6 separate regions of the Mus musculus genome follow, and all the other regions are linked to region 5. Evidence: chromatin loops called from intact Hi-C (ENCODE). Cell type or tissue: heart. All regions are shown on one strand.

Evidence for each region. Peaks named below come from ENCODE experiments on the same cell type or tissue, not always from the same donor. Only the 100,000 strongest peaks of a DNase experiment are listed, where the experiment ranks them.
Region 1: it touches region 5 in a loop (4-fold over the local background); 5 of 42 quality-filtered maps call a loop at or near these places.
Region 2: a loop joins it to region 5, with 2.3 times the contacts of the local background. A loop is called at or near these places in 2 of 42 quality-filtered maps.
Region 3: it touches region 5 in a loop (4-fold over the local background); 2 of 42 quality-filtered maps call a loop at or near these places.
Region 4: it touches region 5 in a loop (3-fold over the local background); 5 of 42 quality-filtered maps call a loop at or near these places.
Region 6: a loop joins it to region 5, with 2.5 times the contacts of the local background. A loop is called at or near these places in 2 of 42 quality-filtered maps.

The regions. Positions count from the first base shown.
Region 1 is chr6:59,183,434-59,188,433 of GRCm38, forward strand. No RefSeq gene overlaps it. Among named protein-coding and RNA genes, the nearest start is that of Tigd2, 23 kb to the right of the region's middle. In heart, no CTCF peak of the experiment used is centred here; a DNase peak (open chromatin) is centred at 2,078.
Region 2 is chr6:59,017,592-59,022,591 of GRCm38, forward strand. The region is part of intron 1 of Fam13a (family with sequence similarity 13, member A); the gene reads right to left. It overlaps Gm52905 (a long non-coding RNA gene), which reads left to right and starts at 2,576. Exons shown (of 2, transcript XR_003956447.1): 1 at 2,576-4,201; 2 at 4,853-5,000. In heart, a CTCF peak has its summit at 2,950 (motif pointing right); no DNase peak of the experiment used is centred here.
Region 3 is chr6:58,601,287-58,606,286 of GRCm38, forward strand. It overlaps a transcript of Abcg2 not described here. Among named protein-coding and RNA genes, the nearest start is that of Gm45943, 20 kb to the left of the region's middle. In heart, a CTCF peak has its summit at 2,574 (motif pointing right); no DNase peak of the experiment used is centred here.
Region 4 is chr6:59,195,027-59,200,026 of GRCm38, forward strand. No RefSeq gene overlaps it. Among named protein-coding and RNA genes, the nearest start is that of Tigd2, 11 kb to the right of the region's middle. In heart, no CTCF peak of the experiment used is centred here; no DNase peak of the experiment used is centred here; H3K27ac peaks cover 958 bases.
Region 5 is chr6:58,829,926-58,834,925 of GRCm38, forward strand. Herc3 (hect domain and RLD 3) reads left to right here and starts at 1,540. Exons shown (of 26, transcript NM_001361966.1): 1 at 1,540-2,007; 2 at 2,477-2,611. In heart, a CTCF peak has its summit at 2,799; a DNase peak (open chromatin) is centred at 1,626; H3K4me3 peaks cover 2,263 bases; H3K27ac peaks cover 1,220 bases.
Region 6 is chr6:58,594,202-58,599,201 of GRCm38, forward strand. It overlaps a transcript of Abcg2 not described here. Among named protein-coding and RNA genes, the nearest start is that of Gm45943, 12 kb to the left of the region's middle. In heart, no CTCF peak of the experiment used is centred here; DNase peaks (open chromatin) are centred at 2,100 and 2,390; H3K4me3 peaks cover 2,113 bases; H3K27ac peaks cover 1,458 bases.

The DNA.
Region 1 (5,000 bases), 350 kb after region 5:
CTTCATCTAGGTGCGAAGCCTTGTGAAATTTCACCCACTTACACTGGGATATGAATTACTGTTGGAATTGTTTAGGTCTTGTTTAGGCATCCATGCTGTTGAGACTTCATAGATATAGCTTACCTGTCATATCTACAAGGCACAATCTTACAACAGAGTCCCCCTTTCTTTGACTTTTACAAGTTTTCCTTCTTTTCTTTTTCAATATTTCCTGAGCCTTGATATAGGAGTTATGTTGTAAATGTATCCATTGAACTTAAGTAGAGTTGTTTCCTATGAATCTTTAGTTGCCTTTACAAATAAGAACACAAGCCACTCTCTTCAATTTTTCAGAATAGTATCATTTTATCACCTATATACCTGCTAACTAGAAGAGAAAATTTATTTCCAATGAACACAAATGTGTACCCTTGTAAAAAATAAGTGTGCATGCCCTCGTCCAGCCCAGTCCCTGTGTAGGAGTATAGGTGTCTCTATATCTTCTCATCTATATCCAGTAAGGGAGATTCTCTCCATCTGTCTGTCTGTCCATTTGTTTGTCTATCTGTCTGTCTCTCTCCTCTCAGGTGCTTTCTCATTCTTTCATCCTACCCCTCTCTCATCATGTTATATAGCTCACAGTATCCACCCACTTTGTAGCCCCAATTGACCGGGAATTCATGATCTTCTACCTCAACCTCCCAAGTATGGGATTGCGCATCTAAGTCACCATGTCTGGCTTCAACAAAGGACTTTTATGGCAGGAGACTGAATTATAATAATGGAGAGACATGGGTCTCTATACAAACTATACAAAGTAGAGAATTTCTCTGAAACTTCACAGTATATGTTTACATTCAAATCCATAATGAGTTTCTAATTTAGAACAAAGTCAATAAAGATTTATAACTCTTTCCCCAGAATATTTCATTCCCAAGTTTTTCAATGTTTATTGACATTTACCATATAGTTTAGAGTTTCTCACCACAGCATTCCAGGTTTAAAAATATTCATGTGAGATTTGAGAACACTGTCTCAATAATTCCAGTTTAAGCCTTAATTTAAACCCAGGCATCCAAAACCCATGGGTTACATAGTTATCAATAACTAGAAATGAGCTGGTCATGTGGCTTAGTGGTAATGCTAGAGGGATAACAGTATAATATTATCAGCTAAGATAGTATGCAGTGTATTAATTGGCTCTCAACTATTCTACATGTTGTATTCCATCACTCTAAACTCACAAGTATACACCACACTCTCAAGTTAGTAATGTCCATTTAATGGGGAAAAATTCACAAAAATTTGTCATTTTAATGAAAATGCTTTAGAGAATGTTTTAAACATATAGTGTGAATTAACTCATAGAAAACGTCCTGCCTACATGCAAGATGTTTCAAACCAAACAGAATCAACTCAAGTGTGACTTACTGAGCTTCCTGGGGGCTGACTCCAAATAGCCTGTGACAGGCAGGATGCATCCCCTGCCTCAGTTTTTCAAATATGTTCTTTCAGCCAGTCTCATGCTTTACTTTACTTAAAAGAGCATGAGGAAACAAATCTGCCAGTCACATTGAGGACATGATAGCGCATGGTCAAACAGAAACACCTGAGGAGCAGCAGCAGCTTCCACTTAACTGTTCCAATGACTGGAATAAAAATCAACAACCCCCACACATTGCTCAGTGCTGTGAACGGTTTATGTTAGGCTGGTGGCTAAAATCGGCGAGAGATAACAAGAACCCTAAAGCTCTAAGTGAACGTAAGAGAGGGAGTGACACATGTCATTATCCAAAATATGTCTCTATAGCAACCAAGTGTGGAACAACAGGAAAGGGAAACATGGCAGGACATCTCAAACCCCATTAGATCTCCAAAAAGTAACAGGTCACCTGCAGCTACCTTTAGCTTGAAGTGTCAGGAGAATAAAGAAGAACCAACTCCACTGAGGAAAAAAACAGCCAGCGTGAAATGGACACTGTGTTCCTCCTATCTGGTGATCTGCAACTGCTGTGATGACTCACAGAGTAGCACAAAGGCAGCTTCGTGCTCTCTGAGGCACAAACGGCACGTCCGTCCAGGAAACAGCAACATCTTCTGCTTTCACTAAAACTTGGCCGAGCGCTTACAGCCTTGCACTTCCTGTTTTCTCCTTCTTTTAATCAGCTGAGAAAATGAATCTGTTCCTGCAATCCTCCATGACTCACCATGATGCTTTCAATTTCGAAGATTATCCTGAGATTCATCCCGGGCCAGTGTTTTCCTAGCCAAACTGTGAAGGGAACAGGGAGCATGGCCAGGGTCTCTCCAGCATCCTGGAATGGCAGTGGGTGGGGCTGGACCCCAAGACTGGTATTTTTGTTTCTCCTCTTTTCTTTGAAATGCTAGAAAGGAAAACCTCTCTTACCTACTCCTCCGCGTGTTTGTACATGCAGGTAGCCAGGCCTCAGGGTTGTGACCACTCAGTTCTGGAGTTAATCACTGACAATTGGACGAAGTAATTCTTCATGAATTTTACCCCAGTTGAGATTGAATCTTGCACTTTTATTTTTGGAATGATAATTATTTCTACCTTTCTTCTCTATTTTCAGCCTACCTGTTTAAGACAAAATAAAAGGGACCACACGGGATGTATGATTTTATTTAAGCAAGTTAAAACACTGGACCACCAAAGACTTGAACAGAGACAAAACCAGTAATAACAAAAGAAAACAAGCAAAACCTATTTGTCTTACTAACCTAAAGTCAAAGTACTTATGCTACTCATGATGAAACCTGACCCAAGAAAAGATTCTAAGAGGGAAGTCTCTGCTCTATGCATATTAAGGGCCACAGGAAGAAAGGGACCAACTCGCTTAGAAAACTGAATGAGAAGACTGTCTGAAGTAGCATAGACCACATTCTTTACGGAGATATGTGAAGCTGCTCTCAGCCTGGAGACAGACAACCTTTGGTTTCTTTTAAAACACCTGCTCCTCCCATCCTTCTCCCAGTCCTCTGGAACCCTGAGAGACAGGCCCAGTGTGGTTTTAACAGAAAAGTTGAATGGTGGTTAAATTCCCTCTCTCTATCTCTTTCTAGAAGCCATCTGGGAGGAAGCCACTGTGATTCTAGCCACTCCGAAATCTACCCAGGGACTCTCCTTTGGGTTGAGGTCTAGTACTTATTTAAAACAGTTAAAGTAAGTGACCACATTTAATCTGAGATTTTCGGATCCCTACAATCATGCCCTAGTGGAAGAGTAGACTTATTTTCATCATGGAGTTGAGCTCACCATTGGCAGAAAGTAGATGGCAGATGGTTGTGTTACCGTCATAGTGCCTTCAATCTAGATGGAAGCCACCATGTCACTTTGATGGTATCTTGACTAGTCGGCTTGCTGTCTAAATTAAAATAAAATATTTGCTGACAGATGAAGAGAACAGAAATGAGATTGGGAAAAACCGTAAGGCATAGGAATCTCCCCTTTCTATTTTACCTGGAGCAATACAGACCTTTCAGGTAGTTTCTTTCTTTCTTTTTTTAATTTATTTTTTTATTAGGTATTTTCCTCGTTTACATTTTCAATGCTATCCCAAAAGTTCCCCATACCCACCCCCCACTCCCCTACCCACCCACTCCCCCTTTTTGGCCCTGGGGTTCCCCTGTACTGGGGCATATAAAGTTTGCAAGTCCAATGGGCCTCTCTTTCCAGTGATGGCCGACTAGGCCATCTTTTGATACATATGCAGCTAGAACAAGAGCTCCGGGGTACTGCTTAGTTCATAATGTTGTTCCACGTATAGGGTTGCAGTTCCCTTTAGTTCCTTGGGTACTTTCTCTAGCTCCTCCATTGGGGGCCCTGTGATCCATTCAATAGCTGACTGTGAGCATCCACTTCTGTGTTTGCTAGGCCCCGGCATAGTCTCACAAGAGACAGCTACATCTGGGTCCTTTCAGCAAAATCTTGCTAGTGTATGCAATGGTGTCAGCGTTTGGAAGCTGATTATGGGATGGATCCCTGGATATGACAGTCTCTAGATGGTCCATCCTTTCGTCACAGCTCCAAACTTTGTATCTGCAACTCCTTCCATGGATGTTTTGTTCCCAATTCTAAGAAGGGGCACAGTGTCCACACTTTGGTCTTCGTTCTTCTTGAGTTTCATGCGTTTAGCAAATTGTATCTTATATCTTTGGTATCCTAAGTTTTTGGGCTAATATCCACTTAACAGTGAGTACATATTGTGTGAGTTCCTTTGTGATTGGGTTACCTCACTCAGGAAGATGCCCTCCAGGTCCATCCATTTGCCTAGGAATTTCATAAATTCATTTTTTAATAGCTGAGTAGTACTCCATTGTGTAAATGTACCACATTTTCTGTATCCATTCCTCTGTTGAGGGGCATCTGGGTTCTTTCCAGCTTCTGGCTATTATAAATAAGGCTGCTATGAACATAGTGGAGCATGTGTCCTTCTTACTGGTTGTTTATGAGCTATCACTTGTTAAGCTACTTTGTGAGATGTGTAGGAGTCCCACTCCCCTCTGCATCTACTTTACTCTTCCCCTCTAGTCTACTTTACCATAAATAGTAGATTGCTAAGCTACTATGTATCCTTTGTGGGAAGAGAAGGAGTTCTATCTCTCAAGCATTAGGCTCACTTTACTTTGATATGTCCTACATAGGACACATTAAAAGGAACTAATGTGTAGAATGGAGGCATCCATCAAAAACAGGCAGATCACAAGCAAAAATATCGTGGAATATGACTACATGTATGTGTGAGGCCTAACCAGTCATACCTGGGAAATGACCCTATGGTACTCAATGGGGCTGTGCTTATAGCTCCCAACATCTATCAGAGCTGCCTCTCTAGACAAAGGAAGGGATATACAATGACCCACCAATCTTTTCTATTTATATTTGCATCACAGATGAGATCAACCATATGTATGGTATAGCAAAGCTATTGGAAATCAGAATCACAGGAAAACATGGACCATATCTAGCTCAAATTGGGGAAGCTAAGATCAATCAGGATATC
Region 2 (5,000 bases), 190 kb after region 5:
TCATGCGTAAAGTGAATGCTGCAATGTCCTCCAGTGAACCTACCAGGTTGTGCACTCTGAAAACATGTCATACAATTTAGAATTAGGAGTCCCATTTTGGTGTGTCTATTGAAGAGAATAAATGAAGTCCGAATGGAACCCAGCTCCTAAGCCTCTCCAAGTCTCTAGCTGATTACTCATGTTGATGATGAAGAGCTTTTCCCACTACAAAACAGTGCTCCTATACTAGGAATGAGAGGAGTTGTTCTCCACATAGTTCTGAAAGGTTTCCATTACAATGAATGGAAGTACTTAGACTAAGTACTCCCCCACATGCATTAGCTCTTTTGAACAAGTCTTCCTTATGTTATAACACAACAAGGTAGAAATAGTTCCAGATGGCTATAAAACAAGCTCACCCATTATTATCATATAACATATAAAGAACTAGAAGAGAACCTCAAATTTTGATAAGCATATAAAATAGTACTTTTGTTTTTTCTAAGTTGACAGTTATAATAGTTACAGGAAATGCACTAAAACCTGCCTAGGGAAAATATTGGAGTATTCTAATAGAGGTAACCTTCCTAATGTGTTTCCTTTGTAACGATATATGCATGTAACAATTAACTGAATACATTATTTACAATATTTTGGTATAAATATTTCTGCCATTTGTAATGGAAACCTTTTGGAATTATGTGGAGAATAATGTTTGATGTTTCTACTAATATTGCCTATGGTCTTTTCAGTTCAAGTGTATAATGATCATGACACAGGGGTCATCTATGGCCATAGAGTTACTTTCAGTCTCTAGTACAGTGTCTATCTTACAGACCTCCAAGCTTCTGGAAACAGGTTGAGCAGGTCACTTCCCTTTACTGCTTAGTGGATTTTTTCTTTTGGGTAACAATGTCTTCTCCCTTAATTCTGCTGTTAATCACCCTCCCCCCCACACACACCCCATGATGATCATTTTTATATATAAATGGTTTTTATTTTTATTTCTCAGTAGGAATTTTGCATATGTTTTATGTTTTTATGTCCTTGACTAGGCAACTATTTTGTTTACCCGAGTTTGAGTTTAGCCACATGGGAAATAAAAAGAGATTTAGAAAACCCCTAAGGATCTTTTTGGTCCTAAAGTGGAGACTATATTTTCAGAGTTCTCCAATGCTACTTCTGCATATGAGTAAAATTCCTTATTCAAATATATGAAACTGTCAAATAATAAAACCAAAAAACCAAAAACAATTAAGTATTTAAACATTATGAAAAAAGGAGGAAAGGTCCATGAACTATAGAATGGATTACCAAAATTTGATATACTTATATCAGAATAATATTCAGCCATAAAAGGAACTAAGAACTGGTACATGCCATACATAATGTGGATAAAGTTTGAAAACAGAAAAGGGAAAGAAGTCAATAATATGATGCTACATGTGATATAGCCGTACCATTCTGTTTATATACCAGAGAAGAGAGGTCCACAGAAACAAGGGTATGAGAGAGCACCTAGCAAGGAGATGATACTGAAAGCTAAATAGTGGGTCTCTATCTAGGTGATGAAAATGTCAACAGTTGATGCACAATTCTATGAATATGCTGAAAGCTATTGAGTCACATGCTCTAAATGGGCAAAATGTGTGACATGAAAGTGTTATATCTGCCGGGTGTGGTGGCACACACCTTTAATCCCAGCACTCAGGAAGCAAAGGCAGGCGGATTTCTGAGTTTGAGGCCAGCCTGGTCTACAAAGTGAGTTCCAGGACAGCCAGGGCTATACAGAGAAACCATGTCTCAAAAAACAAAAACAAAACAACAAAAAGTGTTATATCAATAAATCTGACTGAAAGTTATTTTTAGTTCCTTTAACTTTTTTCTAGTTCTTCTTAAGGGAAGGCTAGTAGGTCATTAAGAAGTTTCCATATAATACAGACTATTGGCAGTTGATTCTCATTGCCACAAGGGAACATATGTGCACAGGAATGAAACAGGTGAAAAGATATTGTGTTCCAAGGAATTTAGTTTGATGTTTTGTGTGTGTGTGTGAGTGTGTGTGTGTTTGTGTGTGATAGAGAGAGAGACAGAGATAGAGAGAAAGGAGAAACAGAAAGAAAGACAGAGAGACAGATACAGAGATAGAGAGAAAGGAGATACTGAGACAGAAAGAAAAGAGAGACAGAGGCAGAAAGAGACAGAAAGAGGGGCTAAGTGTGAGTGTGTGCATGATTGTGGAAGTCGTAGTATAGGACACAGCAGGTATCATGAGAAATCAACAGTGCTCTCTGCCTTATTGTTTTGAGATGGAGTTTCTCACTGATCTCATAGGTGGTTATTTTCAGTTAAGCTGGTTGGCCATCAAGCTCTCAGAACTTGCAGTCTTTGTCACTCAGAGATTGAGTTACATGCACACACAGCCATGCCCTGCTTTTAACACAAGTGCCGAGGTTCCTGACTCAAGTCCTTGTACTTGTACAACCCCAACCACTAAATGCTGAAAAACAACATCCTTCAGGAGTTTTTTTTTTTTTTTTTTTTTTTTTTTTTTTTTTTTTTTTGAGAAAGGGCCAAAAGATCTCATTATTATCTCTGTCTGTCCTGGAGCTCAGTATGCAGACCAGGGTGGCCTTGAGCTCACAGAGACCCTCCTGTCTCTACCTCCCAAGTGCTGGGGTTAAAGGTATGTACCACTATGTCTGGCCAAATTACCTTCTTTATATGAGTAATTGGCAAACATTTCTGCTCTACAGGTAAGGAAGTCACCACGCAGTGAGAATAGGTCTGTTTTTCTTTCAAGTTTGTTACTATCAAATACAGGCTATATCATCAATAAATAATAAATTCAGATATACAACCCACACAGGTCTGAAGTGAGGTAGCCTTTAACTCCTTATATTGGGCTGGCAGGCAGGGTGGTTAGTAACCAGGCAAGTTAGGCATCACCTCCACAAGCAGCAGGGGGCTCTCTAACACCACACAGCAGCTCAGGATCCATGTGACTTAGGTTTTTACCAATGAACTCAAATGTCATCCCATTGTCAATGTTGATGCACTTGCTGAAGGATACTCGTAAGACAAACATTTACAGGCCAGATATGTCCCACCGAGAGGAAGTTTCAGCAAAGTTTTAAATGTTGAATCATTAATACATGCTAATTAATTATGTTGCTTTAAGTCTTCTTTGAAGTCCACTTAAACTTGGATTTCTTACGTGCTTCACCCTTGGAAAAACTAATATTCAAGCTATTATAATATTCTGGATGAAATGATGAAAAAGAGGCTTCCATAGACATTATGATCCTCCACCTCTCACTTAGTAAATCAACACAGGCTTGTACTTGATGCTTACCCAAGCATGAAGATGCCTGAACATTTAAAAGAGGAAGCCAAATTCCAAACACTAATGATCTTCCATATCACCCTTCGTGGAGATAAACTGAGGGGATATTGGGAAGTTAATCCAACAAATCAAAGTACTGCCCTGAAAGCTGACTTGGTGAAGGTCTCCATAAAGCCTTTGTATCTGGGCCTGTTGTGGTGCGTCTCTCTCAGGAAATATTTTGGTAGAGATCCATAACTACTTGTCGCAGGGAAAGCAACACTGATCGTAGGTGAATCTCTCAAAGAGCTGAGCTGTCTGCTGACTTGGGATCTGATAAAAATGCAACCACATTAGTCACCAAAGGTGAAAATCTCACTTTCTTTTCAATTCTTACTCCCCTCATATTATTGATCTCAAAGACCCTTACAGACAGGGAAGACCATAAAGTGTTGTTTTATCATGAACTGTAAGAATGATATAAATATTTTAGAATCTTTAAACAAAACTAGGGAAGAGGGTGCAGAGGATTGGCCTTCAGTTGTCAGCTCCCAATCACGTGTAACTCGAGTCCCAGGGGATCCAATGTTGTTTTGTTTTGTTTTTTGACCTGCAAAGGTTCATGCATACCTCTGTCTGTCAAAAAATTAAAATATAAATATAAATCTTTAAAAAATAAAAATGTGAGACAATTTGAATTTTTTTCTTTTTAGGACCTAATAAGACTTCATTTTTAATTTAGGTCATTTGAAATGAAGTGTAAGAAATGAGAATTTTACAAAGGGACAGAATTTGAACACTCAATCTCTACAAAGCTTTCACTGAAGCCCACGCATGTCTGAGTCAAGCCTATGCTGGAAACTCCACAGAAAAAAGAAGATTGGAAAGAGGACCAAGGTGCGTTAAATCATTCTCACTCTTTAACTTGGTGTGCATTCTCATCTCAGTTATAAATCGGGGGTATTAAAATATCTTCTACGCCTTCGGAAGGGATGCAAAGGAAGGCTAAAAAGTCACCTATGAAAATTATAACTTAGGTAGACATTATTACAGTACAAGTGTACCCTCTAATAACATCAGACACGTAGATGAGGTTGAATAAAACACAGGGTGAAACATATCCATCGAGGTGCATCTGTTATTACTCTAATCTTGCTGTGTATTACAGAATTTACCGCATGGCATTGCAATTGCCTGGTGATGTTTCTGCGTCCTCACTAGTGTGGGACAGCAGAACTTGTGTCTTAATTTCCTTACTGGCAGGGCAGTAGTGTTTGATCAAGGAGAAAACATTAAACAATGTTGTAAGTTTTGTTTGAACAGGCAAAACTGAAAAGAATACCTCCCATAAGGCCATAATATTAAATATGCTATGTGCCAATGTTAGGCAGCATAGTGTCAGATTACTACATGGACCAGCTGTCAATAGATTTCTACAAGCTATAATCATTAACTAGAATTCACACCAGTATTTTCAATGCACTATTCACCATGAATTGCTTTACTTCTTGTTTAAAGCTAATATTTTACCTATTTATTTCAATTCAGTTTCAAGCACTCTGGCACTGAAACCTTGCACGAGTCTATAAACTCTCTCCTTTGGGAGCTTGAGGATGGGATCCTCAGCAATGGGGATCATTTCTATAACAAACATGGAGAACAACAGCCAAAGACATTGGCCTGAGATCTGAAGAGA
Region 3 (5,000 bases), 230 kb before region 5:
GTATGTATGTATGTATGTATGTATGTGTATATGTGTCTGTCCAAGTGTATGCATTCTTATTGTAAGTACACACATTTATCTACATGCATGGAGGCCAGAAGAGAGAGTCAACATACCCACCTTTATTACCCTGTGCCTACTTCTTTGAGCCATGATCCCTGCCTGAATGTGAAACTCATTTTCTTGGTAGGATGGAAGCCAGAAATCCCCAGTCATTCTCTTGTCTCTGGCCCGTCCGAGAGTGGGGGTTACAGGCATACATGAGTCGTCCAACTTGAAACATAGATGCTGCAATTCAAACTCTGACTTTTATGATTATACAGCAAGCACTCTTAACAGCTGATCCAGTTCTCTAGTTCCAATCTATTCATTTTTAAACATTTATTTGGTTAGGGGTGCATGCGATGATACTATAGAGCGTATGTAAAGGTCAGAGAACAACTTGGAGGAGTTGATTCTCCCCTTCCACCATGTGGGTCCTAGTGATTGATCTTTGGTCATTGTGCTTAACAGCAAGTGTCTTTAGCTTCTATGCCACCTGCTGACTCTCATCAGTGAATTTTTAATGTACTGATGGAAGTATTATCCCAGAGAGTCAAGTTGAAGATGGACATGCCCCATCTCCTGGCTGAACATAATGGGCCCATTATTTCTATAAATGTTGCTATCTTTTGTCTAAATTTTGTTAGAGATTTTCTGATTTTTCAATTGCGGACTCTAGAACTTTATTAGCTATCCTTTTTAAACTGTTACTGCCACCTTCATTATTCCACCAACATGCTATATTCTAAATCCTTGGGGTCTAATTCCTTGGGAATTGTGCTCTCATCAATGACTTTGATTTAATTTCTTTGGGTGATTGGGATTCCAAGGCTGGCCTTAAACTTGCTGTTTGCTGTTCATCTGACTCAGCCTCCTTAGCGGTGGGATTACAGATAGGAGAGGCCATACTTAGCTTTCATGACTGCAACCCCCAAGAACCACACATCCCCAGCTCTTCCTAAGTGGACAACTCCTAAAGCAGCATGGTTTTAGGATGAGGTCACTCCCTCTGGAGGAGGCCCAAGTTTCTGTCTCTGACAGTTAGTCCAGATATTTATTGCTGCCTACAAAACCATCTCACATTTAGGTCAGCAATTTATTACTAATCTCTTTGTTTGAGTAGAGTGGGTTTGAAAGAGAACCCAAGGACAAGACTAGAGAGCTGATGGAATTTGTGGGGGTTTTTGAAGAGTGTTGTTGTAAAAGAGAGCAGAGCAATAGAACAATTGGAAGGAAATGTGGGATTAAGAGAACGATTGAAAAAACTGAAGAAGAAAAAAAAAAGAGAGAACGACTGAAGATGGGGTAAATAAATACCAACATGTTTATGCTGTGCCAAGTGGTCTGGAAGACTTCATATTTATAAGATGACACAGAGGAGAAAGGGGAAAGGGCTGTCACTGAGCAAGGAAAGAAATGGGATTTGATGCAAAGCAGCTGCCCTGGCCTTTACTTAGAAAGGTAGACTGCTCCTCTCATTACAGTAAGGTGGGCACTGCCAGTAATCTCAAAGTTCCCCTTTGCTTCAATTTTCTCAGTAAAGCAGGAAATGATATTATCACTCAAGAATGATACACACATGTGCATGGGGGGGTGAATATGATTGGGAGAATGAATGAATGAATGAATGAATGAATGAATGAATCAGATGACTATTGAAATAGGAAAATAAGGACAAGGACAGGAGTGATGGCACATAGCAAGACTTTCTCTTTCCCCCTCCCCCCACACACACACAGAAAGAGAGAGAGAGAGAGACAGAGAGAGAGAGAGAGAGAGAGAGAGAGAGAGAGAGAGAGAGAGAGACTGCAAAAGGCTAAGGCTAGCTGCCATACAGTATCAGCTGTATACCAGTGAGACATCAGAATTCTTGACCCTGAATTTAAACTCAGATGAGTCATTATTCTTATATGTTTTCCCCAGTTTCATGCAGGATGAAAAAAAAATAGAGAAGTTAGTTAGTGGGTTTTGTCTAGAGTCTGCCTAGGTAAAAGAGGGAGTTTAGGTGCTCTCAGAGGTGTGAATACAACAAAAGATTGTGGACTTTCAGCAGGTGTGGGAACATGGGAACTAAAGAAGACCACACAGGATGCAGCACAGTGAGGGAGTGGTGAGCAGGTTCTTGAGAGCTTCTTGAGGGGTCTCCAGGAAGAATTGGGTTACTAATGGTGACTTGAAAGGGAGAGAAATTGGAGGTGGCAACCCCCAAGACATTACCTGGGAGAACTTTGCAGAAGCAGGGAAGAGTGTTGGGAAGGTCATCTGTGTACTGAGTTACTAAGATCTGAGACAAAAGGCATGCTGGACAGTGTCAAAGATGGCAGTGGTGGTGAGACTCCGATAGGGACAAAGTTTAAGGATGTGGAATTCAAAGCTGAGGTTTAGTGAGGACTGTTAGATGGTCCAATTTGGAATGTTAATAGTTCGTGTTACTTTCTCCTCTAGGAATAAGCAACATCAGAATGTGAATGTCCTAATGCTTTTAGGAAAACTTGTTTGTGTAAAGATGTTTCATGCTTTAATCACCAGAGGGTGCCAGAGTCAAGCAAATGATTCTTCTTCTCTTCATATGTGTATACAATATAGGTTGAGTATATACATACTCTACTGGGCCCCCCTCCAGACCCTTGAGAACTCACCCCCAGCACATTTTCCCCTCAGCTTCATGTCATAAACACACACACACACACACACACACACACACACACACACACACACACACACACACGTCTGAAACAAATATCCAGTTAGTGCTGCTTGTATGTACTTAGGTACTTTTAGTTTTCATCTGTAGCTGAGATAATCTTCAAGTAGTGGAAGGAGGCACTATTTATATTGGAGAGGGGAAATGTGTAAGTGAGAATTTGCCACATAAACTAGGACATGTGTTCTGCTCTCCATACAAATCTCCAACTTCTTATATTTTTGTTTGTGAACCTAGTCTTTAGTGGCTCGGCCATCTCTCCAGCTCCAAAGCTCTAATTTCTATAATTAAAATGAAAACGGAGAAAGTGGACAAACTGGCCTTCACCTTGATGGTGGGGAAACCCTCTCCTCTTTACTCCACCTCCCTAACTATCTTTACTGCACACTTCATGTTTCCCTTTGATATAATGAGACAATGTTTCAAATAAGAGAATTGTTGCATTCAGAAAAGTAGGTAGGGCATCCAAAACTAGCCTGAAGTATTTAAATTCTAACAGCTTTGGTTTTTGTCTTCTATGGCAATTCTTCTGAACTTGTCTTAGTTTTAGATACGCCTTTCATGCTAAGTACATTAAAACCCATATGTCCAGACCCCTTTGGAGTGTGTGTGTAGGGGGGTCCTGCCTGGCACTTCTGTAGGTCAGAGGACAACTCTAAGGTATAGATTCTCTTCCTTCCACCTTGTGAGATCCACAGATCAAACACAGATTTCCAGTCCTGTGATTGTTTGCCTCTACTGACTGAGTTATCTCAAGACTCACAAATGATTTTTCTATTTAAGTATTTCTGTTAAATTTTTTTATCTTTTAATTAGCCAAAACATTCTCATTCTCTTTCTGTGTCTCTATCCCTCTGTCTCTGTCTCTGTCTCTGTCTGTCTCTGTCTCTGTCTCTGTCTGTCTCTGTCTGTCTCTGTCTGTCTCTCTCTCTGTCTCTCTCTCTCTCCTGAATAAGGAGAAAGCAAGCTAGGCACCAGAATCCATCTCTTTCTGCTTCCTGGATGCAGATGCAGTGTGATCAAATGTCCCGGCTGCCAGAACTGCCTCGCCATAATGCAATATGCCCTCAAGCTCAGAGACTAATAAACCCTTTCTTCCTAAAGTTTCCTTTGTTAAAGTATTTTATCACAGTGTAAGAAAAGTAGGTAGTACATATTTTTATTTCAAGCAGAGGATATTTAGTTTGTATGTGATTTAACATTTAAACGTGTGAAGACCTTCACACGTTTAAATGAGCACAGTATTTAGATTTTCAGAACAGACATGTTTCAGAAATAAAGGACTTATCACCAAGGCACAAACGCAGGCAACCCTTTCAGTCCTCTTAAAACCCAGGCAAAAAGGCATGGATAATTAGTGAAAATAGCAAATACCAGAAGTTACTGTTTTGCCCTTAAGTTATCTGTGGCAAAGCTGTACTGCTATATTCTCTCATCTTCTCCTTCTCCCTCTCCTCCTATACCTCCCCCACTCTCCTGCCCCCACTGCATGAGAACACTTGCCATTTGCTTGAGTAAACTAGCTTTGCTTACACTTTTACTTTATTTTTATTTTTATTTTCACTTTATTTTATTATGCAAGAACACTATGGTACTGGAAACACAAATACCCTGTGGCCCACAGTCTTTCCACAGAATTGGTCAATGTGTGTATCGTTTGTTTCTTTCCACAGCCTTAATTTTGCTCTTTTTTTTTTCTGTAAGGTCTGCCTTTATTTGTTACTTGACCTTTTTCCCTTACTAGTTTTAATATTCTTTCTTTGTTTAATGCTTTTGATGTTTTAATTATTATGTGACAGGAGGAATTTTTTTCTGGTCCAATCTATTTGGAGTTCTGTAGGCTTCTTATATGTTCATGGGCATTTCTTTCTATAGGTTAGGGAATGTTTCTTCTATAATTTTACTGAATTACCGGCCCTTTTAGTTGGGAATCTTCACTCTCTTCTATACCTATTATCCTTTGGTTTAGTCTTCTCATTGTGTCCTGGATTTCCTGGATGTTTTGGGTTAGGAGCTTTTTGCGTTTTGCATTGTCTCTGACTGTTGGGTCAATGTTTTCTATAGTATCTTCTGCACCTGAGATTCTCTCTTCTATCTCTTGTATTCTAGTGGTGATGCTTGCATCTATGACACCTGATCTCTTTCCTAGGTTTTCTAACTCCAGGGTTGTCTCCCTTTGTGCTTTCTTTATTTTTTCTATTTTCATTTTTAGATCTTGAATGGTTTTGTTCATTTCCTTTGTCTGTTTGGTTGT
Region 4 (5,000 bases), 370 kb after region 5:
AAAAAAGCAAAATAAAGCTTGAGATATGACTACATTGAAACTACTAAAGAAAGCGATAGCTTAAGGGCCTAGGATCTAGTATAGTCTCTGACCAAAATAGTGTAGAGGTCAGTAAGGTATAAAATATGTGTGTCATCTCCCATAGTGATGGGTTCTATTGACTGAGAAAAACTGCTAAAGCTAAAGGTCAAAGGATGAAGTGTCTGAGATAAACATAATAGTCTAGGAGACTCAGGCGTGGACTGGCCTTACAGACAACACAGATTACCAGGCTATAACTTCATCTACTCCATCCTTCTGGGTGGAAAACAGGTACACATCTCTTCCATTGAAGAGACAGCTTGTGTGCTTGCCATTTTCAGTTAATGGGAAGAAAAGTCAGTAATGTAAGTCTATACTATTTATAACATAGTAATATTATTTATACTTTTAAAAATAACCACAGTTTAATATGAATACAGTATGTCCTTTTCAATAAGTAACAAGAATTATTTGATAGTCCTTAGTCATGGAAAAATAAAACTCACTTAGAAGTAAATAGAAAATAATTTATTTAAAGAATATAAAAATTGTTTTATATTCTAAAATAATGATAATATCATTACCTCTTTGTAAAGTTGAATATTGAAGGGGTGTTAGTTTCCTTTTATATGGGCTGGAGCTGGACCCAGACCTACTGAGTGTTCTGGCAGTATTCTCTTTTATCTTTGTACAAAGAATAAACAATTATGATAGGTAAGAAATGTCCAGTCCTGCTTCACAGTGACTGTTGGTTCAGGGTCACTGGGCCTTCGCCTATCCTGTCCTGTATTTCTATGGACAGAAGTACTAAAGTAAAGCTCTTGGTGAGGCCACTCCCCAAAGTGACTATTCTGCCTCCAGCAATACTGGTCTTCCTTTGTGCTCCATTATTTGAGCACTCCCATAAAGTCCTTGTCCTCAATAGTTAGTCACAAAGAAAACTGGTCACAAGACAGTTGCTAGCTCCGGCCACCTATATTCAGAGACTATGTGGTCCTTGACTTGTCTGACCTTGGCATTCTTCAGCTGTGCTGATGAGTGCACTGCCCCCAAAATTCCCAGAAAAACAGCTCTGGGCTGGACCCGGCCAGGTCTATTTCTGTGCTGTAAGTACACATACTAAGGGATTAAAAAAATACCCTGAAAAGCAGTAATCAGTGTGAATAGAAAACAAGGATATTAGAGAATAATGTGAATACATACATTAATGAAAAAGAAAAGAAAAAGAAAATCAAGACTAGAGATGTAACAGTTTAGTGGTGGAACATTTACCAGCACACTGGTACCATCAGTTTGATTCTCAGCAATGATAAAAGAGGAGAGGAAGTAAAACAAAACACCTTTTTAGCTGGGCATTGTGGCACATGATTGTCTTCTTGAGTACTTTGGAAGCTGGGGTAGGAAGGTTATAGCTTTAAGGCAAATGGGTCACATGGCAAGCCATTTGTCACAAAAGATGGAACACAGACACAGAGGAGGGAGAGAGAGAGAGACAGTGACAGAGACAAAGAGACATGACAGAGAAAGACAGACAGAGAGAGAGAGAGAGAGAGAGAGAGAGAGAGAGAGAGAGAGAAGCAGAGAGAGAGGCAGGGGAATAAAGAAAAGGATTCCAGGGGCTTCACTTGTCAAATCCTAATTTAAAAAAAAAAAAAAAGCTTTGCAAAGAAAAAAAAAGGCACATGAGGAGGTATGCAGAGGAGCCAGAATACATGCCTGGTGGAATGAGCTATGTAACAGAGGTGGAAGTCACACTCAGCCAAGCTCTTCCAGAGGACACAGTCTTCTCCAAGTAGGAGTTAGTGGTCAGAAGGAAACATTTTAAGTTTCCCTTTAGTAGTACATCTGCTTGCAATTGCTTCCTTTGCTCAGGTCAAGTTTCTAGTCAGAAATCACAAGGAAGTTGGCACTGCATGTTCCTGACAGGATGCAGAATGAACAGCTCATCATTTACAGAGTATTCTTGCCAAACATGTTGAGGCTGATGACAACCAGCCTCTACAGGGAACCTCCAGTCAAAGGAAACACTCCAACTAGGGGAGCAGGTTAGAATAATCCACAAAGAATCAGACAAACCCTGAATACTTGTCATTAAATATTTGTCCAAAACGTATAAAACTAAACTGAAAATGAACCTTAGTATTAAGCATGAAATCCAGGATTAGTTATTAATTTTAAATGTATCTCTTCTTGTACCATGATATTATCATGAAAAGTAGAGATAGGGTATATATTTATGGTAATGTGCTTTGTGCTCATTGTCCATAAACATCACTACTCAAAATAGTCAAGTTTACTAACTAAAACAAAAGCAATCGATTGTTGTTCCCACTCATTTCAGCAAATCTGAAATGTTTTCGTTATTACAAGGATTATAATTGTTTTTGTTATAATAACAATATAATGAAAGAGCTGGTGTGGTCCACATGAACCTGTCCTTTTCATACATGCAGGCTCATATAGCTTATCCAGATCTTTCTATATAACTTAGACAAACTTGAACTTCTTGAAGTTTTGACTTTCCTACCTCTATCTTAAATAATATTCTCTATTTTCATAAGGAACATACTTGAGATAGGAAAAAATATAATAACAATGATCATACCTTTAAATATTTCATTATAAACCACAAAGTATGTATAAAACACACATAGAAAGGTACACAGTACAGACACACAGATACAAAGATGCACAGAGATTTTATGACATTGACTTTCACATTTAAGTGAACAGCATAGATTTCAGTTTTTATGAAAACGACAGGTTTTCGTTAGTAAAACTTTTGAAATAATGGGCAGCTCTTGAAAGAGACTTCCCAATAGCAGAGCTGTGTCAGGATTGCTGTTGTCATCTGACAGCACGAGCAGGAAGGAAGGGAACACATTCTTCTCAAATTGGAGGAAAAACCACTGTGGAAATATCCTCCCAGAGAGGCACAGCCAGACTAGCCTCAGAGGGCTGGGAACTTTGGAACATCCTAATATCTGAAATTATGAAGCCTTCCTTGGCCAGGGATATGTATGTTCATAACAGAATATTAGCCTTGCTGATCTAGTGTGCATCTTCAGAAAGACAACTGTAAGGAAGGCTGGCCCATACCCTACACAGTCACCTCATCAGAGTCAAGCGGGGGGCACAAAGAAGATAGAGAATACAATTGGAGCCTTCTCATCCTCAGCCTGCTGACTTAAAAAAGTTTATGCCCATGAAGTCCATATTGTTTTCTGATACACTGCAATAATAATCCACACACTGAGCTGATTTAAGAAATGCGCAGAGACATATCTTCCACACAGGAAGGGGAAGTCAGTGCAGAAAATTTTTGTATTGGATGATGTGATGTGGGAGTCTGCCATTGTCCTTATCTCTTCTTCCTCCCCCATAATGGCACACCTCTGGTATTTTTTTTTTTTTTTTGAGAGGGTGAGAAGCAGAGTACCCCTTTCAGCTGCGTTCCTGGCAGTGTATCTCTGCTGAGCAGATGGCTGAGGGTATGAGTTTGGTCAGCCAGTTGTAAGTGGGAGGTGTTGGAGCTGTTAGCACAATTCTTTAAAACTGTCCATTGATGCTGTAGAGGTGTGACTATGTGGGATCTACTGATTCCTTCCTGGTTGGATTGGAAACCTACTTCAGATGACTACGTACCTAATACTGTAAACCTAGCTAAAAACTCGTGGCTTGGGAGGAAATAGACTTTGGTGGAAAAAACAAACAAACAAACAAACAAACAAACAAACAAGAGAAAAGGAGCTGAGTGGCGCCACTCATCTGTCTCTGCTCAGACTCAGTGTCTGAGCTGCTTCACGCTCCTGCTACCAGGCCCCACTGCTGGAGTGGACTGCGCACCCAACCTGTGGGCTGAAACAAACTTTAATTTCCTTAATTTTAATTTAATTCTATAATTCCTTAAATTCCTTTTGTTAGGGCATGTTGCTACAGCAATGATGAAAGTAGCTAATATACAGGACTAACTCTGCACTTCATTGCATATATAAACTGACTGGTAATTTATTTCTGAAAGTAAAATGGGTATTATGCCATGAATTTGTCAAGCAAATTAAGACCATTTAAGCACGGGCAAAGACACTTCAGACTAAAGAAACGGTGCAATACTCTCACCTACCACAGGAATGGCTCTGGCCCCACTAACCTGTCCTCTGTACTCAGAGGTCTCCTAACTGTCCCAGGAGCTTTGTGTTGGCTCTGTTCCCACTGCTGATGCTACTGACTTGACTCATCCTTCCATTCATCAATCTGGGTCATAGTTCTATACAGCACCCCCATGACTTCACAGTCCCATACCTCCCTTCTGTACTCCAACTGGACACTGAGGCAAAGCTCAAGCCTGTGATCAGGAAACTTGGCTGGTGCCTCCAGCAGAGATCCAGTAAAGTTCATTATCTAAGGTCGGTGGAGATCTTCTTTGCATCTCTCAGCTTTCTACTTTTCTAAGAGGTTGGGCCTCTTAGAATTCCTTGAACCCCGCTGCAAACTCTTCAACCTTCTTGTATCCATTCTTTAACCTACACACACAGAGATGTATTTACTGTGTGATGTGTGAGTTCAGAGAGTTTACAATTAAGAATGGAATAAGAGGGGGGACAGCCGGCCACCTTCCGGACCAGAGGACAGGTGCCCGCCCGGCTGGGGAGGCGGCCTAAGCCACAGCAGCAGCGTTCGCCATCTTGGTCCGGGACCCGCCGAACTTAGGAAAATAGTCTGAACAGGTGAGAGGGTGCGCCAGAGAACCTGACAGCTTCTGGAACAGGCAGAAGCACAGAGGCGCTGAGGCAGCACCCTGTGTGGGCCGGGGACAGCCGGCCACCTTCCGGACCAGAGGACAGGTGCCCGCCCGGCTGGGGAGGCGGCCTAAGCCACAGCAGCAGCGTTCGCCATCTTGGTCCGGGACCCGCCGAACTTAGGAAATTAGTCTGAACAGGTGAGAGGGTGCGCCAGAGAACCTGACAGCCTCTGGAACA
Region 5 (5,000 bases):
CAGGGCACTGCCATATCCTCAGTATACATCAGGGCACTTCCTTATTCCTCAGGATACATTGGGGCACTGCCACATCCTCAGGATATTCATCAGGGCACTGCCATATCCTCAGAATATTCATCAGGGCACTGCCTTATTCCTCAGGATACACCAGGACAGTGCCATATCCTTATGATACATTGAGGCACTGCCATAAGCCTCAAGATACATCAGGGCACTGTCTTATTCCTTGGGATACATCAGGGCACTGCCTTACCCTGAGGACATATCAGGGCACTGTTGTATTTCTCAGGATATACCAGTCTCCTGCCCTATCCTCAGAATCTATCAGTCCTTGAGATTTCTTTTCTATTGGTTAATATGTTAGGTTTTCAAAGCCTGAAGACCTGATGAGATCTGAATTATTCTGGATATGTCAGATTATGAAATTTCTTCTACTTAGAGTCATTTTCCTTTTAAAATTTAATTAAAATAAAAATATAGCACTACCACTCCTTAAGCATCTCTCATGTGCTCCCCTTCAAATGAATGGTCTCTTTTGTTATTGTTACATATGGATAAGTCAGGATGTACTGAGGAGTCCCTTTAAGAGGTGCTTGTTTGTACATATTCTCAGGATTGTATATGCTGATATGGGCTCATGCCTTCACCTTAAACTAGTTTTTGGAGAATTTTGTACATTCTTTTGGGTTAAAGCCCCCATGTTCAGCGTTTCAAATTCAAGGCAGGCAGATACATCAGTTTACTGTTACCATATAGTTTTCTTGAAGATTATTTGAAGATGAGAGGAGCCGTAGCTGAGAGCATTTTTGGCCTTGGGAGAAGAAGAAAGCTTGAATATCCTCTTACAGGCCTGGGAAAGTGGAGCTGAAACTTCTATCCACTCTTCCCCACCCCCAGACCCCCGTCCCCCACGGGAGTTTTAGACCAAAGGTGGGGCTTTATGGTTTTAGAATTGGTGATTCTCACACTTTCTGTTTTCTTCAGTGTGCTCTCCTCTCTAGTCAAGCCTGACTCTGCACCACTGCGGGCCCGCAGTTCTTGGCCCCTGAGTGACAGGGATTTGGAACTACCCTCTGCTCTGGCAGCCACCTTACAGCTCACCATGCCAGTCCCAGTTCCCCCTCTCACCTCTGCATGAATAATAAGAACCTGAATTCAGAACCAAAAGGAACCAACCAAGCAACCAAGCAAGCAAGCAACAAACCCAATCGACCAAAACCCCCACACCATTGGGCATCGCTCCTTTGCATCCTCGCTGGCGAAAAGCAATTTTATTCCAGCAAAGGTTACTCCTGCATTCTCCCATTTTGGGTCCAGGGTCTTGCCATCTGTCTACCACACCTGGTTGTGGGTCCCTCAACCTCCAGTCACCTCCCAGCCGCCGATCCCACCGCCTCCCTGTCACCTCCCTCGCCCTAGGTCCCGCCCCCTCCAGGTTTCTTTCCCCGCCGGGAGTCCCGCTACCTCCCCGCCCCCTCCCGGTCACCTCCCCGGCCCCTCCCGCCCCGACGTCGCCCCGCCTTCTCCGCACCCGCCGCGCCCCGCCCCGCTGCCGCCGCCACCATTGGCCAGGCGGGAAGTCGGTCTCCCAGCTCATTCTGCGCCCGCGGGAGTGCGGGGGAAACTTCATTATTACTGTGACGCTGAAGGCCGGGGAGGCCCGAGCTGCCTGAGGGCTGCGACCGCGGGGTCGGCGCTGCGGACCCGGGTGCAGGTGCGGGCGGGGCGGGGATCTCAGGGCACCGAGCCCGCCGCACCCGCGGAGGAGGGGGCTGGGCTGTCCGCAGCTCCCTGTCGCCGAGGCGCCTCCCGGCTCTGCTTAGCCGCTTAGCCGCGGGCGGCGGGTGACCTCCCTGCGTGAAGAGCATCGCGGCGCCGCGGCAGGGGAATTCGCGTTGCGGCTGGCCGCGGGCTCCTCCCACCCAGCTGGCGGGCGGGGCTCGGGGACCTGGTGTCTGGTGCAGACGCCGCTGCGGCCGAGCCGACGGCTGGACCCTGGAGCAGGTGTGTGGACTGAAGGGCTGGACCTGGGGAGACTCGCTCGTGCTGCTGCCGGGAGCGTGTGCAGCTCGGGGCCCCAGGGGAGGAATGCTTGAACTTTGCTGTTCCTGGCTGTTTTCTTTTAGAGTTCACACCTGCCCCACTAGGAAGTGCCTTAAATTTTACCTAAGGCGTCGAAGGTTTTACTGGGATTTGTCTCATCCGGGGTGCTTTGGGGGAGGACGATTCAAGTGATATCTTCCATTTTTTATGTGCCTTCTGTCTCTTTCCACAAATAGGAAGCTATTTCTAGAACCTTTCATTTGATAATTTGATAAAGTGAACTGATTTTTAGCTTTAGATTGGAAAGACAGGAAAGAGAAGTAAAAAGGATTAGCATTTTAAAATGCAGCCAGAGCGATGTGGTACTTTCAGAGGCAAATGACAGTGTCTCTTCTTCTTTTTTTTATTCCTTTCCACGGATATAAATCAGAAAAACAAAATCGGTGGCTTACTCCAGTTTTGACCCCATCTGAGAAGTTAAACTGCAGGAATCAAATTAGATGCAAAACTCCTTTGTCGTGAAAAATAGAAGCATGGTTCACTGTTAGCCAGTTGGACTTGTTCAGTAAGTAGTGGGGTTTCATTGTGTTAAAAAAAGAACCAGGAGTCCAAAAATGTTCTAAACTGTGTTGTAGAAGTCATTGGGTATTGCATTTCATGTTGCGGGACAAACTTGAATCTCTTAAGATCTGTATAACCACTTAAAACCGTCTGTGTAAGTAATGAAAGGAGCGCCCCAGCTGGAGACAAACAACCTTGCACCAGTTTCAGAAATAAAAGTGATAGTTTCCTAATTGAAAGGGATTCTCTTACGAAGGTAGAAATGATGTCTGAAACTCATTCAGGACCACAGACTATATAATGGCTCATACTAACATAGCTGCTCCGTGGGTGATCTTATCACATCTTAATGCTCCCCTTTGCTTTATTTGGGTGACTGGAGGTGCCTGTCTGTGACTTCTTGTGTTGCACTTAGAGGATATGGTAACAGGGAGAAACGAAAGTAGCAGTTGCGGTCAGGTAGCTAGCTAGCTAGCTGTGAAAGATACCTAGAGAAGTGAACAGCAAAATTGAATTATTTTTTTTTTCAATAATTTCTGTTCAATCTATCTATATAAGAGATTTGAAGGTAGTGAAAATTTACTACCCCTATTAAGTGGCAAGAATTTTATAAGGTTCTCTCTATGACTTTAGTCACAGTAAAGGTGACTAACTTGATCAAGGTTGGACTGAGGTTATCTTAACCAAACCCTTATCCTGATATACACTGAAGAACGTTCCATCTTGAATGGCTAAACACATTCTTCCTTTCAGAAGTTTACTCAGGCCTTTCTTCCCCTTTTTCTTTTTGGGGTGGAGTCATGCTATATGGTATAGACTGGCCTCTAAGTTAGGATAGCCCAAGCGTATGTTGAACTCTCAGTAATCCTCCTGCTCCAGCCTTATTAGCCCTGGGATTACAGGTGTGCACAATCATTCTAGGCTTATGTATTTTTAAGCACTTAGCAGAGTCCTGTTCGGAAGTCATTTCTTTTAACATGTAGATCCCGAAGCAGAGGTGGGACAGTCCAAATGCCTTAGTGTATGGTGAGGGGTGAGTTAACGTAAGGCCTCTGAGTCTTAGTTCCCCCCACCCTTACCCTCCACCCCCGGGTCTTGTAAATGGTGATAATATCTAATGCTCAGATCTGATAAGAGGATTAAACAAAGTTAAAAGCCCAGAGGGATATAGCTGCATGGTGAGGGACAGCAACATATCTTCATGCTTTCCCTTTGCTTTGAGGCAGTGCAGAGAAAAAGGTGAGTCCAAAAAGCAGGGGACCTAATTTCTGGGCTCTGCTTCAACAGCTTCTCCTTCCTCCTATTCTTTCCCCTTCCTCCTTCATTCTAAGAACTGGATATATTATATTTATGTAGCCGAGGCCGGCCTTGAACTCCGTGTGTAACTGGTGACCACCTTGAACTGATGCTCCTGACTTCACCCTCTTAAGTGCCGTCTTTCTCTGTAGCCACTTAACCATAGTTACTTGGTCCTGAAGCACTCAGCTGCCATTTCTGATGGATTTGCAAACCTGTTTCAGTAAGATGGCCCCTTTGACAATACTGTGCTCTTAAACATGTAAAACATTCAGAAATGACACATGCTGGTTCTAAGGGTGTGAGTCTCTGTGTAGGTGAGCTGGTTTTATCATTAGTCAAGGTTGTAGAGGACAGTCTGGTTAACTCTATTGAGACTTGCTTGCTCGCCCTCTCCCTCTGGCTGCCTTAAGTTCTGGTTGTATAATTGCCAATGATTTAGCGAATATGCGCTCTCTTATTGCCTACAGCTTGTCTTTTTACACTTTCCTTTAAAAGGGTTCTATTAACATATGTTAATTACATATAGTAATAGTTTTATTATCACATTTTTATGTTTATAATGGATTTTGATCATATGCAACTTTGTCTTTAAACTCATATTTACGAAATTTAGAGAGAGTGTGGTTTTTGTGATTTGGTTTGCTTTTGTTTGAAACACGGTTCAGTGTCGTGCTTAAGAGTATGGCTTGTAGACTAGGAGAGGAAGTTTGAATTCTGCCTTTTGACTTCGGAAGGTTCTATTTCAGCTCCTTATTTACATGTTCTTGGGCAAGTGATTTAATCTTGCTAATCTTGAGGTTTCTAAAGTGGTTTTGCCAACTTAAACTCCCACCAGCTGTGCATAATAAGACTTCTGGGTGTTCTAGATCCTCGGCGTGACAGAGGGTAAATTAAATAAAGTTTTTAGATCTAGACCCAGGATAGGTTTGCAGTCACGGGAAGCATTGTTTTTCCTTGGTTCAAAAATCATTTTTGAGCCCTGTCCTACTTAGCGTTACTAATTGCTGTGATGAAACATCATGACCAAAGGATTGGGGGCGAGGGTTTGTTTGGCTTAGGCTTTCACATCACAGTTTATCACCAAGGCAGAGCAG
Region 6 (5,000 bases), 240 kb before region 5:
AACATAACATTTAGGAGGCCTCCCTTTACATAGCTTGAGGCAGGGTCTCTCTTGTTTCTTCTTATATACAATGCTTGATTTGTATTAAACTTGTCTGAAAGGTTTGGGGTTTGGAATGTAATGGGGACACTGAGGGAGACTGTCCTTGGTATAAGAGACACTTATTTGAAGAATTATTAATTACATGGGTAGGAAGACAAAACAGCAGCATGGCAGGAGTTCTGAGCAAGCTCCTTGCCCCAGTGTCATAGGAAGACACACACACACAGCATGGGTGGGTTCTATGAGAGTTCAGGATCATGAAGCAGAACTGGAGTCGCTTCTTATAGGTCTCAGTGGAAGGGAAGGGAAAGGTCTCTTGTCATATGCTTAATGAGTCATCCTCAGTGTGAGCCAAGCTGTCCTTGATTCCCAGGTCACAAGGGAGGTGGCCCTGCGTTCTGGAGAAGGATTGCATGACTCCGAGAATGCTGAAGGGGAAAAGAACATCTAGTTGAGGTGGATCCATTATACCTGTAGCCCTCTGATGTCCTAGGAGTCTGGTAACCTTGGGGAAGTGTGAATGACACTTGCCATTCTCCTGAAAGCTGGGCACCTGGGAAGTCTGCTACAGGATTAGAGGATTAAAGAGTCATTGACAGCTGTGGCTGTAAGGAGGAAGCTTCTTCGTGTGAGCACAATTATCTTATACTTATAAAGCTGGCATTGTCTCCATGCAGAAGGGACACTCTTTGATGCCCACCGAGTAGTACGTTTCCTTCAGCTCACTTGGTAACTTAGTGGTTTGTGTAAGGATGTACTGTTAGATACCAGCCTCTCTGAACTCCTCTCACAGATACTGAGAGTCACACTTCTGGTACTTTGTGTGTCACTTGCTAACAGGCTCACCTGGGAAGTGCAACTACACCAAAGACTTGTCACAATTTGTTCCCCACCCCATCCTCTGCTTCCTGCCTGGGAATCTGAGAGCCTGACTGTAGACTCTTGTTGTGAACCCCACTTCCTAAAAATGTATGGGAAGAGGCCTCCTCTTCTGCACATAGACTCTGATTCTCTGTAGAAACTTCCCCATGAGGTCACTAGTGTTTGAGACCCAAACTCTTCTGAGAGCCCCTGGCATTCTGCTGCTCCTGTCTGTGTGTTCACAGCACTAATAACTCTTATAATAAACTCCTTAGTCCCCAGTCATTGATCTGTGTCCCCTGGAATCACCAACCTCAAATCCAAAACCTATCAATTTGTGGACTTGGTGGGTATAAGTGTACAGAGGCAGTAGGATTTGGTCATAAAGACAACATAGTATTAAAGCTGACCACAGAAACTTGGTTAAGGCTTTTTAACTGTATTGAACATTTTTTTCCTTTGCTTTGGATTATATATAAGTTTTGATGCTGTAACCAGGAATGCCTGGCAGGAAGAGGATACTTTAAAGACACTTGTGCCTGCCCTTTTGGATGTCAGACTATTGAAACAATAGCCCCAAAGAAATTACAAATTACCCAAGAATCTCTCATGCTGGGAGAAAGAAAAGGCTGAGAGGAAGCCAGGAAGACATTTCAGCTTGACAAAGAACTGTCCCCTTGAGCAAGATTTACAACTTCTCAGATGACACCAGAAAGTTTGGATCTCAGACAGCAGTGATTGGCCAGACCATTAGGAGCCTGAAGCTTGAGGATGGCTGGGGGTGGGGGGTGGGGTGGGGGTGGGGTGGGGTGAGGTGGGGAGTAGCGGGGTGTGTGTGTGTGTGTGTGTGTGTGTGTGTGTGTGTGTGTGTCCCGTCCATCCGTCTGTGGATTTCTTTGCCCTTCATTTCACGGTATGATTGATTCTTCTTTGCTTTTTTACGTTAGGTTTTTAAATATAGAGTTCCTAAGAATGAATAGCTGACCATCAGTGCCGAGGCTCTGGCCCTAACTGTGATAACAATGTGAGGCCAGATTAAGCAGCTTCCTGTTGTAGTAAACGACCTTTAGCTTTTTGTACCGCTGCTATAAAACATTCTGTTTATTCTCTGAAAAGAAACCGTTATCTCTCCCCCCCCACACACACACACCCAGTCTGAGGTATGTATGTAACTTCAGACATTTCAGAATTCTGTCATCGCAGTCTGACCAGCTGTTCACAGCTTTTGTTTAGGAAAGGACAGTGTGGCATCGCACATTACACGTACAGCTCGCCTTTCCTCTTTAAATCCCCGGTGGGCCTCGCAGTGAAACCTAACTCTGGTTTTGCTTTGGTTTTCGTTCGCTTCTTTTTCAAATGTATCTTCTTCCTGCTTACTTTTTTTTTTTAAGGCAGCGCCTGCAAAAGGAGAACCCCCCTTCCATAGGACTAAGAGACAGGAAGTTTACGCGGGGATGGGGGCGGGGGCGGGGACGGGGACGGGAAGCACTGCTGAAATAGGTTTACTCCCTCGGTTCTAAAATACAGTTGCTGTTAAGGCTGGAGATGCTGCTGCCCAGAGCACAAGATATAAAAAGATCTCTCTGTCTGGATTTCCTCTTTTCCAATCTCCTTGCCAGATAAGAGGGGTTAGGTTGTCTTGAGTTGGAACCCACATTTCTTTCTTGATTCAGGATAACCAGCTAACAGATATTCACTACTGTCGTCCTGAAATTAACTGAGGATATTCATTAATTTCCTGGAAGCTAGATTTTTGAAAAGTCTTGATTTTGCCTGTCTCTTGAGGCAAAACTTAGCAACTTTGGGGATTGATAAATCTTCTGTCTTCCTGGTCCTCTCCCTGCTTTTTCTCAACTCCACTGCAAGCAAGAGTGGACATACTCTTAGGGTGGCTTTTGTGGCAGGCATGGATCCTAGCTGAACTCTTTCTCCAGTGTACAACATTGCTGCATCTCACTGAGGCCTGACAGTTCTCCTTTTGACACCTCATTACACATAGCAGAGGTAAGTTGTCATTCTTGTTTTCTTCTGTCAGAGATGATCTTTTCTTAGGATCTTAGGAACTTATGCATGCCATGCAAATGGCCTACCTCTTAGCAATTCTCCCAGACTGTCTTGTTTTTATATCTTCATGCTAAATGGAGGTTTTTTTTTGTTTTGTTTTGTTTTGTTTGTTTTGTTTTGTTTTGACCTGTGCATTGACAAATGTGTGATTAGATCTGTACATTCTACACTTTACTATGAGTATGAGTCACTGGAGGATCTTATTAAAATATAGGATGAGAGTATGGGGGTTTAAGAGTAGTCAGAATGAATTTAACTACTTAAAGAAATAAGAACAAGAACTGGAGATGTAACTCAGTAGTTGGTCACTTGCCTAGTATATTTAAGGCTCTGGGTTCTTTCACAGTGCCACAAGGAGCTGGAAATTAAAAACCCTGCTATTACCCTGAGATTCTTTTTTTTTTTTAATTAGTTTATTTTGTTTTAAAGACATGGTCTCACTGTGTAGTCCTGGTTGGTCTCAAACTTTATCTGCCTGTCCCCACCTCTTGATGCTAGGATTAAAGTCATGCACCACTGCATTTGCCTTAGAATTTTTAAATTTTATCAGGGGTTGAAATCAAATTCAAATTGTGATAGGCTAGCCAGTATCCTACCTCTAAGCTATATCCCTAGCCCTCAGATTCTGCCTTTTAACAACCTACAAGTTTGTATTCCAGCCTTGAGTAAGTAACAAGTGCTTGCCTAACGCTCTAGAGATTTTGCTTTTTAAGAATGGGCTGGAAGGTACAGACAGGACTAGATTTGGCTGAGCGCATGATTAAAGAGCTGAAGAAAACAAAATCAAACAACATCCCTGCCCTGGTTGTCTTTCAGTCTGATGTGTTATCTTTAAATTTAGAAGTTTCTCTTAAGGAGTTCCTAGATGCTGTAAGCCAGGTTTAGGGTGTAGGTGTCTCCTTTACTGCATGTTCGTTCATCTTTGAGCAAAGCCCTTTCTTTCTTCTCCACACATCACACATTTATTTACCAGCCCATTCTGCTTTTATGTCACAACACCAGAGAGGAGTGGTGAGAACAGAAGCTACATGCTCAGAAGTCTGAAATATCTTCTGTTAGATCTTTTACAGCAGAGGTTTGCCAAGCATCCATGATGTAGACAGAGGTACTCTTTACTCTCCAGGTCAGTCCGGCTATGACTCTGGTACTCTTTTTGGCACTGGTGATAGAAGAAAGAACCAGAAATCCCTACTTGTTTGGAACTTACCTCATAGATAGATAATAAAGAAGAAGAAAATACATGTATGAAACAGTGTATAAAAGTTATTCAGGGAGGCAAAAAGTAGGTTTAACAACAAAGTATTACTGACAGCTATTTGAAGGCAGTCTGAAGAGACAGAGAGAGAGGCAGGCAGTGGAGAAAGGCATGGGTGAAGCAGAAGACCAGTGTGGATGGAATAATCACTTTATGGTTCCCACAGCTGGGCATTTGTATTCAATAGTTACTGCTGGCTTAAGGCGACAGCTTACACTGCAGTTTAATGGCACCCTCCACAGGCCCATTCACCGGTCTATGAAGTCAGCTCTTTCATCATAATAGGGATATATAGTGAATTTTGGGAACATGTGGGTATTTCCAAACCTCATATGCCATATATATATATGCCTGTGGTGAGAAGCAACGTTATGTCAAATACACGACAATAACCTCGTTTTAGTTGCAAGGAAGTGATGTGCAGTGTGACGCTAGATAAAGTATTCTTTAGTGTCATGAAAATAATGCAGAGGGTCTGCAGGCCAGACAGTTAAACTTCCACCATGAGTGTGTGATTTTCCTTGGAAGGATTAAGTTGATCTTCCTTGGATTGGAAAAGTGTACATTTATTGAAACTAGGGGGACACCTGGTCATCCTGGGTAATTGTATCACAACAATTGCTTAGCATTGGCTTTGGCTGTTGGTAGACTGGGGACACTGCAAGAGTGATAGGCAGAGCACACTGAGAAAAGTGAAAAGCATGCTTTAAGTGCAACTGTGTTATCCTTGTATGCTGCCAGAGCCAATTTGTGACATGGAACCATTGATGGACTCTGA